2 separate regions of the Homo sapiens genome follow, and region 2 is linked to region 1. Evidence: chromatin contacts called from ENCODE Hi-C data. All regions are on one chromosome and are shown on one strand. The core of a region is the stretch at or near the end of the contact, and the rest is flanking DNA. Distances in the headings are between cores, read along the strand shown. Region 1 overlaps ELMO1 (engulfment and cell motility 1). Region 2 has its middle 62 kb from the start of NME8.

Region 1 (4,073 bases), core at 38-2,537:
CACAACAGTCTCTACCATTTATTGACCTCTTGACTGTGTGCCAGGTGCTATTTGAACCATTTTAGATTATCTCATTTTTTTCTTCACTATAACCCTACAACTATCTCCTTCCTATGAAGAAGGAAACTGAGGGCTAGGATACAAACCCAGTTCTCACTGTTCCTAAATCCATGCTCTTAACCACCTTCCTATATACATCAAGACGCAAAAGGGATTTGAACATTTTCCCACCATACGGCAGAGCCTCTAGGATATGCTCCCTATAGAAGGTACTGCTCACTCACTCTTTTTGTTTGTTTGTTTTTGAAATGGAGTCTCGCTCTGTCACTCAGGCTGGAGTGCAATGGTACGATCTTGGCTCACTGCAACCTCTGTCTCCCAGGTTCAAGCGATTCTCCTGCCTCAGCTTCCCGAGTAGCTGGGATTATAGGTGCCTGCCACTACGCCCAGCTAATTTTTGTATTTTTAGTAGAGAAGGGGTTTCACCATGTTGGTCAGGCTGGTCTTGAACTCCTGACCTCAGGTGATCCACCCGCCTTGGCCTCCCAAACTGCTGGCATTACAAGCGTGAGCCACCATGCCTGGCCTGCTCACTCACTCTTCAAAGATCTCATAACACTTTTTTACCCTATGGTAGAGGTACTTACTTCCATCTGCCTTGCATGATGAGAGACCCTATCACTGAACTGGAAACGGCACCACTTCTTATTCCACTGTGTTTCCCCCACATTCCCTTGCCTTGTGCCTTGGCCACAAATGGAGGATATAAATATCTGCTGATTTTCACGGAGACTCACACAAGAGCTGAAAAGACAGGTGGGACTTCACGGAATTTTCTCATCTGGTTCCTTTGATGACAGACCAGCTGAAGAGCCCCCTTCTCAATGTGCATGGCCACACCCTCTCTCGGTGGCAGACATCAGACCAGGTTCTCTTGCTCTGTCCTCTTCACTCGGTCTAGGCCAGGGTTCTTCAACCTTGGCACTACTGACATTTGGGCCAGATAATTCTATGTTGTGGAAGCCTGTCCTGTGCATTACAGAATGTTTAGCAGCATCTCTGGCCTCTATTCACTAGGTGTCAGTGGCCCCCCACCCCCAACCAAATGTGACAAAACTATCTCCAGACATTGCCAACTCCCCTCATCCCCATGGCAAATCCTTCCTGTTCACTGTAGAATGTTTAGCAGCATATCTCTGGCCTCTGCTCACTAGATACCAGTGCCCTCCTCCACCACCCCACCCAGATGTGACAAACAAAACTATCTCCAGACATTGCGAAATCCCTCCTCCCATTTGAGAACTACTGTGTGGCCTCATGCCAATGACACAGACAATGCAAACATCTTTCCAAAGCAAATCCCCAAAGTCCCGTGGCTAAGCTGGTTCTGCAAAATTAGCTTCTCAGATTTAGGTTATGGCTCTTTCGGTTGGAGTTCCCTCGTGCTGTGTTCGCCCCATGCTCCTATACATCTCATTTCCATTCTCCCCTTCTCACTCACCACTTTTTTTCAGCATTTAAATCTAGAAGATACAGCTCCCTGTATATCCTAAACAGACACAGAAAACAAGAAACAATGTACTATGCAAGACCCACCATCAACAAGGTGCCCGGGACAGCTGGAGATGAGCGACTCCTGACTGGGTGGATTGACTGGCATGCTCATTATTAACATCTGTGAGAGACAGAGGGAATGTTTCCTTCAGCCCTGTGAGCAAGACTCAGGAACTGAGCAGCCCACAGTAGCTTTTTATGTAACCAGCCCACCTTCTCTGCAGGAGATGAGCAGAGTCAAAAGATCTGTTTTCCTTCCCATTTCCTCCTGCAGTTCACTCTTCACAGTGGGTGACTGGGCAAAGGGTCACTCACCACCAAGCCACAGGTTTCTCCTATTTTCTCCTGGGCCCCTGGCCACTCCTATCTTCTGCTTCTGTCTTTGGTTCAACCCCTTGGGCTGTCTGTGTTTCATGGCGCCAGGCAATTTATCTCTTTTGTCCTTCCTAAGGTGAAGGTAACAATTATACATCTTTAATCAAGGCTGGGGACTGACTCAATATTTTTCTGACAGGAATACTGCTCTTCCAGCAGACCGAGTCATTTAGGTATTTCTCAAATGTTCACTGCACACAAGACATTGCGCTAGAGGGACAGAGCCCTTATGGAGATCGAAGCAATGGCTCCTTCATCTCCATGAGGGCTCAGGGGTCTGGGCTGAACTGAGGACTGGCCCATGAAGACAAGCTGAGGATGCACTCCATGAAGCTGTTTACAGTGGGATTTCAGACCCACCATGTTACGGAGTGTCTGAGAGGAAGGCCGAGAGGGCGTGTCTGCTTCTTGCCTCTCTGGAGCAGTAAATGACCCATCCATCTACCCAGTTACTGAAGCCAGACACCAGGAAGTCAATCATGATTCCCCCTCTCCACCACTACCCCTGTCCACACCTAATCAGTCCACAAGTCTTTTTGAGCTTATTTCTAAAACATATCTCACAAGTACCTTCTTACCTTATTCCTACTGTTGCCACCTTGGTCCAGGCCACCTCCATTTACTGCTTGGACCTGTGTATCAGCCTCCTTCCTGGTCTCCCACTTCCATTCTTAAGCCACTCCAATCTATTCTGGACTCAGCAATAGAGATCATCTTAAAAGGGAGTCCAGATCAGTGCAAGGCATTGCTTAAGATGCTTCAAGGGCTTCTTAACTAGGTTAAAATCCTATCCCTTCACTTTGGTCTGCAAGAGCCTATCTGATTTAATCCCTGCCCACATCACCAACACTTGGCTCCGGCCAAAATGGTCTTGGTTTCAGTTCCTCAAAAAAGCCAAGCTCTCTCCTGTTTTTGCTCATCTGGACCCTCAGCCTGGAAGGTGCTTTCCTCCACACTTCACATACCTACCTCCTTCCCATCACGTAGCCTTAATCAGTGGTTCTCAATCTAGGGTGGCCACTGGAACCACCTGGAGGGCTCATTAAACACAGACTGCTGGGGGAGTCTCTGATGAATCAGACTGAAGTGGGTCTGGGATAGGGTCTGAGAATCTGCATTTCTAGCAGGTTCTCAGGCAATGCTGTTGGTGTTGGTCCAAGGACCACAGTCTTCTCTGGCCACGCCATTCAAAATATGGTGCCCACTCCTAGTAGATTCTGTCTCTGTTTCTTTTTGTTGACTTCACAGCACTTCTTACGCTTGAGACCACGTTGCTTTGTTTACTCTTCTGTTTTGCTTTTACATGTCTTCTCTGCTAGAAACTTCCATGAGGTCAGAACCATGTTTCTCTGGCACAGAATTACGTCCCCAGTGACTGCTGCAGAGCCTGGCATACAGCAGGCACTCAATAGATGTTTACTGAAGAATGATTAAATGAAGGGGGGTTTAAAGGCCAAAGCAAGGGACTCTGAAGTCAAAGACCTCTATGTGGAAGTCAGGAAGTGGATTAGAGAAGGATCTGGCAAGGAAGCAGGAAGCAGGGAGGATGGTCTGGGCACCAGCAGGATGTCCCCAGACGGAGGGGGCATGACTGATGAACAGGTGCATCCCACGCAAACCCATGCCAGGGAGGTGTTCAGCATCTCTGAGGCCTGCATCTACTCCTGAGGGCAGCCACTGGGCTCAGTGTGGAACATGCATCCTGAGAAGAGGCTTCCAGAGGATCCAGGCAGATTTGAAAGGAATCAGTCAAAGAAGCCATCAGAGGCCCTTTAATGTTCTGTTTGGTAACCTCTTAGTGATCTTTCTCTGTACCCAGGGGCCAAACACAGCACGTGGCCACGGGAGGTGGGAGAGAGATGGAGCTGGTGATGGAAGCACTGGTGGCATTTTAGTAAATGCCTCCAAGAGCAAGCGGGGCGGGGAGACGAGCACAGTGAAAGAAGACACTAATGAATCTTATCCAGCTGTGCAGCTTTAAGTGATTAATGCCCAGCACAGAGCAAACGTTTGATTAATAAGGCAGCACCTCCATATCATCACTCTAACCTTCTGAGGCTCCCAGGTAAAAGTGGCTCTTATGAAAGGGACGGGATACATTCAAGTAAAGTTCAAAGAAAAAAGAAATCACTCTAGACTCAGTT
Region 2 (4,456 bases), core at 1,167-3,666, 840 kb after region 1:
GTGGCTAATCTCAACTCTCTTGCTGCACTTAAAATCATTTATCATTTTGTTAGATGTAGAGAGCACTCTTATAGGGCAGGGTATGCATTTATAAATATTTGAAGACTAATATCCACAGCTTTCAACCATCCAAGACTTTTGTGTGCCAACTATGATTTCATTATTTGAGACTATATCTAGACTAGAAAATAAATGCCAGATAATAATTTTTTTTTTAACATGCTTGTTTTCTTGGTCCTATGGATGCTCAGAAATGCTGCCTTGGATCACCTTCCTCTGGGGGAGGAGTGAGAGAGACAGAATGTCCTTTGTGGGCCTTCATCTCTCATCTGCAAAGTGGAAGACAGGGATGGGATAACCTATCTGGACACTTCTCATTTGAAATCTCATGTCTCAATGGAAGAAAGGTCTATTGTACCATTGCTGGGAAATCTCCGTTTTGTGGTTTCTCCTCAGGCTACCTCTCTGGGTTCTGTTTCTTCCCTGTAAAATACTTTAGCAACAGAACCCAGAGAGTCAGCCTGAGTGGAAAGCACTGAAATGCCCTGGCTCTGAGATTCTCAGTTTATCCTCCTTTCTTAACCAGCTCTGCCACCCAACGTGACCATCTCAAATCCACTACAGCTGGAGGGTTCTCCAAATTCCAAAGATGGCCTTTTTAGGGCACTGTGTATCTTAACACTTTGGAAGCATCCCAGAGCATGGATACATTCAATCAAGAGTGAGACAGAGTGAGACATGCACATACGCAGAGAAGGAAAGATGAATAAAGAGAGATACTTTATGAATGTAGGTGCCTAGTGTGAAGAGCCTACACACTACTCCTAGTTTCTAGGTTGGCTAAGACTCTGGGATTTTTTAGATCAAACAGGGCACCAAGCCTGGCATCTCAAGTTTTTGGCTAATGACTTTTGAGTGTAAACAGGTTTGGAAATTGGCAGTTGCAGATTTTGTTACCACTTTCCTAAAAATACTTCAGAGTGGCAATTTAAGGACTCTAGAGAAGAAAAGTGACCTCCACCCATTCTTTCAGGAGCAGAGATTGCCCAGCAATGGCCATTTCAAATGGCACTTCCATGGAAAAGGAGAAGTGAGCAAGTTGGTGGCATCTCCAGCAGCATTTGCTTTGGACTTGCCTCAGCCGAGGACAGATTGACTTTGTCTTCTGAAAATGAAATTAGGCTAATCATTTATGTTAATGTTTTAATTTAACAGTTTAGAGGGGGAAAATAATTATGTTTAAAGAATTTTAATTCTCTAGGATTTAAAAATAAACTTCTACTTAAAGGTTAAGTTCCAACTCAAAAATAAGATTCCAGATAGCAAAAAGAAGGTGGAAAATGAAGCCATAGATAGTTAATGTGTCTGCCAGAGACTATCTCAAATTCCTTGCCATGTGTACATCATGGGGCAGTGGAAATAAAGACTTGGAACACAAACCCTGGTTTTCATCTTTATCTTCTCCCTAAGTAGCCCTGTGGCCTTGTGGTAAATTCCTAAACTCCGAATTGGGGTGGCTTCATCTCTTAAATAAGAGAATTATATTATTCTGGAGTAAATTATTTCTGAGCTCTCGTATTAAGGAATTGTTAGTTTTCTTTAAAATCTTGGCACTACCCAAGAAAAAAGTGCTGAATTCTGAGTATAGTAAGAAAATATATGAAACACCTGCATTCTTCTAGCTGTGTTGCAAATGCAATATGTACAGATTTTAGTACTTTGAAATCGTAATATCATCAATGTGAACAATTAAAGTTTGTGTTGGTCATAGTTCCAAATTGTAGCTGATTTTTATTTTTATACTCCACTCTTGGTCACATCTAACTTATTTCTTAGTTTGTCCTTTGTTAGACAAGCAATCCCTAAATATAGCACGGTTTCTATGGGAACATACATTCTCCTGAAGATTCCAGGAACACGTTTTATCTGAAAAATAAGGAACTGTCAGATAATACGTCCAAATTCAGGACTATAACCCAGGTTTTATATTTTTGAATTAATTTCATTTAAGTAGAGTTGTTTAAAATTAGTTGAAAAATTGGTTTCATGTGAAATTTTCCAGCTGAGTTGAATTGGTACATATTTGATTTTGATAATAAGAATTAAAATCTTATCTTTTATTGAGAGCTTTTTTTGAAATAATTAAGCATATGGCTCCATAACATTTGGATTCTGTTGTTTTACATCTCTGTGGCCACAAGCACTGTTGGATGATTGTGGAGCAGATGGCACAGGTGGGGACAATACTTACTCTTTTCCAAAGCAAATGAGAACTTTATCAGTTGTTACCTAAACGTAGGCCATAACGCACTTGCATTATGCATTTTTGTCCTTTTGAATTCCTGTAGCTGAGCAATAATATGATTTGGTGCTGAGTTTTCCTGTAACTGCTAGTTCCTTCCATCTTTAGGGTGTAGTCACCCAATACTTCCTCAAAAGTATGCCTTGATGTCTTAGCACAGCTACAGATGACTGTGAAGTTAGGGCAGAAAGTGAGAAGGTTGACATATGAAAATTAAAAACTTTTGAGGAAAACAACCCTCATTGTTGAAGTTACATCACCAGAGGATTGGACTTCAAAGAAAACCATATGTCCAAATGGCAGTTGATGAGAGAAGGGACCTTTGAAAATGGAAAATTATAGTTATAAATATTGGACGCTTACTGCTGAGAATACAAAAGTCTCACAGGAAGTCATGCCACAGGTCGTTTTCATTCTGAATGTGAAACATTTGGGGCAATACATAAAAGTACAATGAGAAACAGCATTGAAAAATACCTTTTAAGTGTTTCATTTTAATAAGAAATATTTCTGAAAATAAGACATTGAGAGTGAAAATGAAGCATTTACTTATGAGAATATTCTCGAATGTGTTTCACCACTAACTGTAGAGATAAACATTCCTTTGTGGCTGGGATGGCTCATCTGGGCTCTTCATTTTCACTGTTCCTCCTTGTGAGCCTTCAGTCTAAAGCTATTCTCTCGCTTCCTCATTTTTCACATGGTTTTAAAGACTGTTGAGGTTAGCGAAGTCTTGGTTCCAGTAAACTGCTCTCATTGCCTGCCCTGATCATGATTAGCAAATGACTATGGTAAATTATATCCTTATAAAAGATAATATTAGGAGTAATATTCCCCTGAAATACTATGAAAAATATCACACGGTGTACATCCACTGTGATATTAGGAGTAAATTCCCCCTAGGATATTATGAATAATATCACAGGGTATAATATCACACCCACTGTGATATTAGGAGCAATATCCCCATAAGATATTCCAAATAATGTCACAGGATGTACACAACAGGTGTACATCCACTATGATATTAGGAGTAATATCCCCATAAGATATTACAAATAATGTCACATGGTGTACAAACCGAGTGTACACCCACTGGAATATTAGGAGTAATATTCCCCTAATATATTACGAATAATGACACAGGGTGTACAACATTGGTGATATTAGGAGTAATATCTCACTAAGATATTACAAATAATATCACAAGGTGTACACCCACTGTGATATTAGGAGTAATAAGCAACTAATACATTACAAATAATATCACAGGGCATACACACAAGTTGTACACAAACTGTATTATTAGGAATAATATCCCCCTAAGATATTATGAATAATAACACAGGGTGTACACCCACTTTAATATTAGGAGTAACATCCTTCTAAGATATTATGAATGATTTCACAGAGTGTGCACCCACTGTGATATTAGGAGTAATATCTCCCTAAGATATTATGAATAATATTACAGGGTGTACACACCGTGAGGTATTCGTAGTAATGTCCCCCTAAGATATTACGAATAATATGACAGGGTGTACATCCACTGTGATATTAGGAAGAACATTCCCCAAAGATATTAAGAATAATATAACAGGGTGTACCTCCACTGTGATATTATAAAAAATATCTTCCTAAGATATTATGAATAATATCACCAGATATACACGCTGGTGTACATTTACTGTGATATTAGGAGTAATAGCCTTCTAAGATATTATGAATAATACCAACGGGTGTACACACCAGGTGTACACCCACTGTGATATTAGGAGTAATGTCCCTTAAGATATTAGGAATAATATCAAAAGGTATACACACACTGTGATATTAGGAGGAATATCCCCCTAAGATATTACAAATAATATCACCTGGTGTAAACCCACTGTAATATTAGGAGGAATACCCTTCTAAGATATTACGAATAACATCACCAGGTGTACACCAACTGTGATATTAGGAGGAATATACTCCCAAAATATTAGAAATAATATCACAGGGTGTACACCCGCTGTGATACCAGGAATATCCCCCTAAGGTATTACGAATAATATCACTGAGTGTACAGCCACTGTGATATTAGAAGGAATATCCCCCGAAGATATTATGAATAATATCACAGGATGTATACCCACTGTGATATTAGGAAGA

Evidence for each region. Hi-C counts contacts between places; a loop is a spot of excess contacts on that map. Pooled maps may share reads with other maps.
Region 2: a loop to region 1 is called in a pooled map, with 6 times the contacts of the local background. The contact joins two enhancer-like sites. A Hi-C loop is called at or near these places in 3 of 37 single-sample maps with no recorded cell type and 4 of 50 pooled maps.

The regions. Positions count from the first base shown.
Region 1 is chr7:36,948,569-36,952,641 of GRCh38, forward strand. The region is part of intron 16 of ELMO1 (engulfment and cell motility 1); the gene reads right to left. Among named protein-coding and RNA genes, the nearest start is that of MIR1200, 31 kb to the left of the region's middle. RefSeq lists enhancers at 2,558-2,607, 2,718-2,947. Within about 2 kb of position 1,288, at least 3 of the 41 ENCODE cell types and tissues checked have a DNase peak (open chromatin) inside an H3K27ac peak, as active enhancers do.
Region 2 is chr7:37,784,440-37,788,895 of GRCh38, forward strand. No RefSeq gene overlaps it. Among named protein-coding and RNA genes, the nearest start is that of NME8, 62 kb to the right of the region's middle. Within about 2 kb of position 2,417, at least 3 of the 41 ENCODE cell types and tissues checked have a DNase peak (open chromatin) inside an H3K27ac peak, as active enhancers do.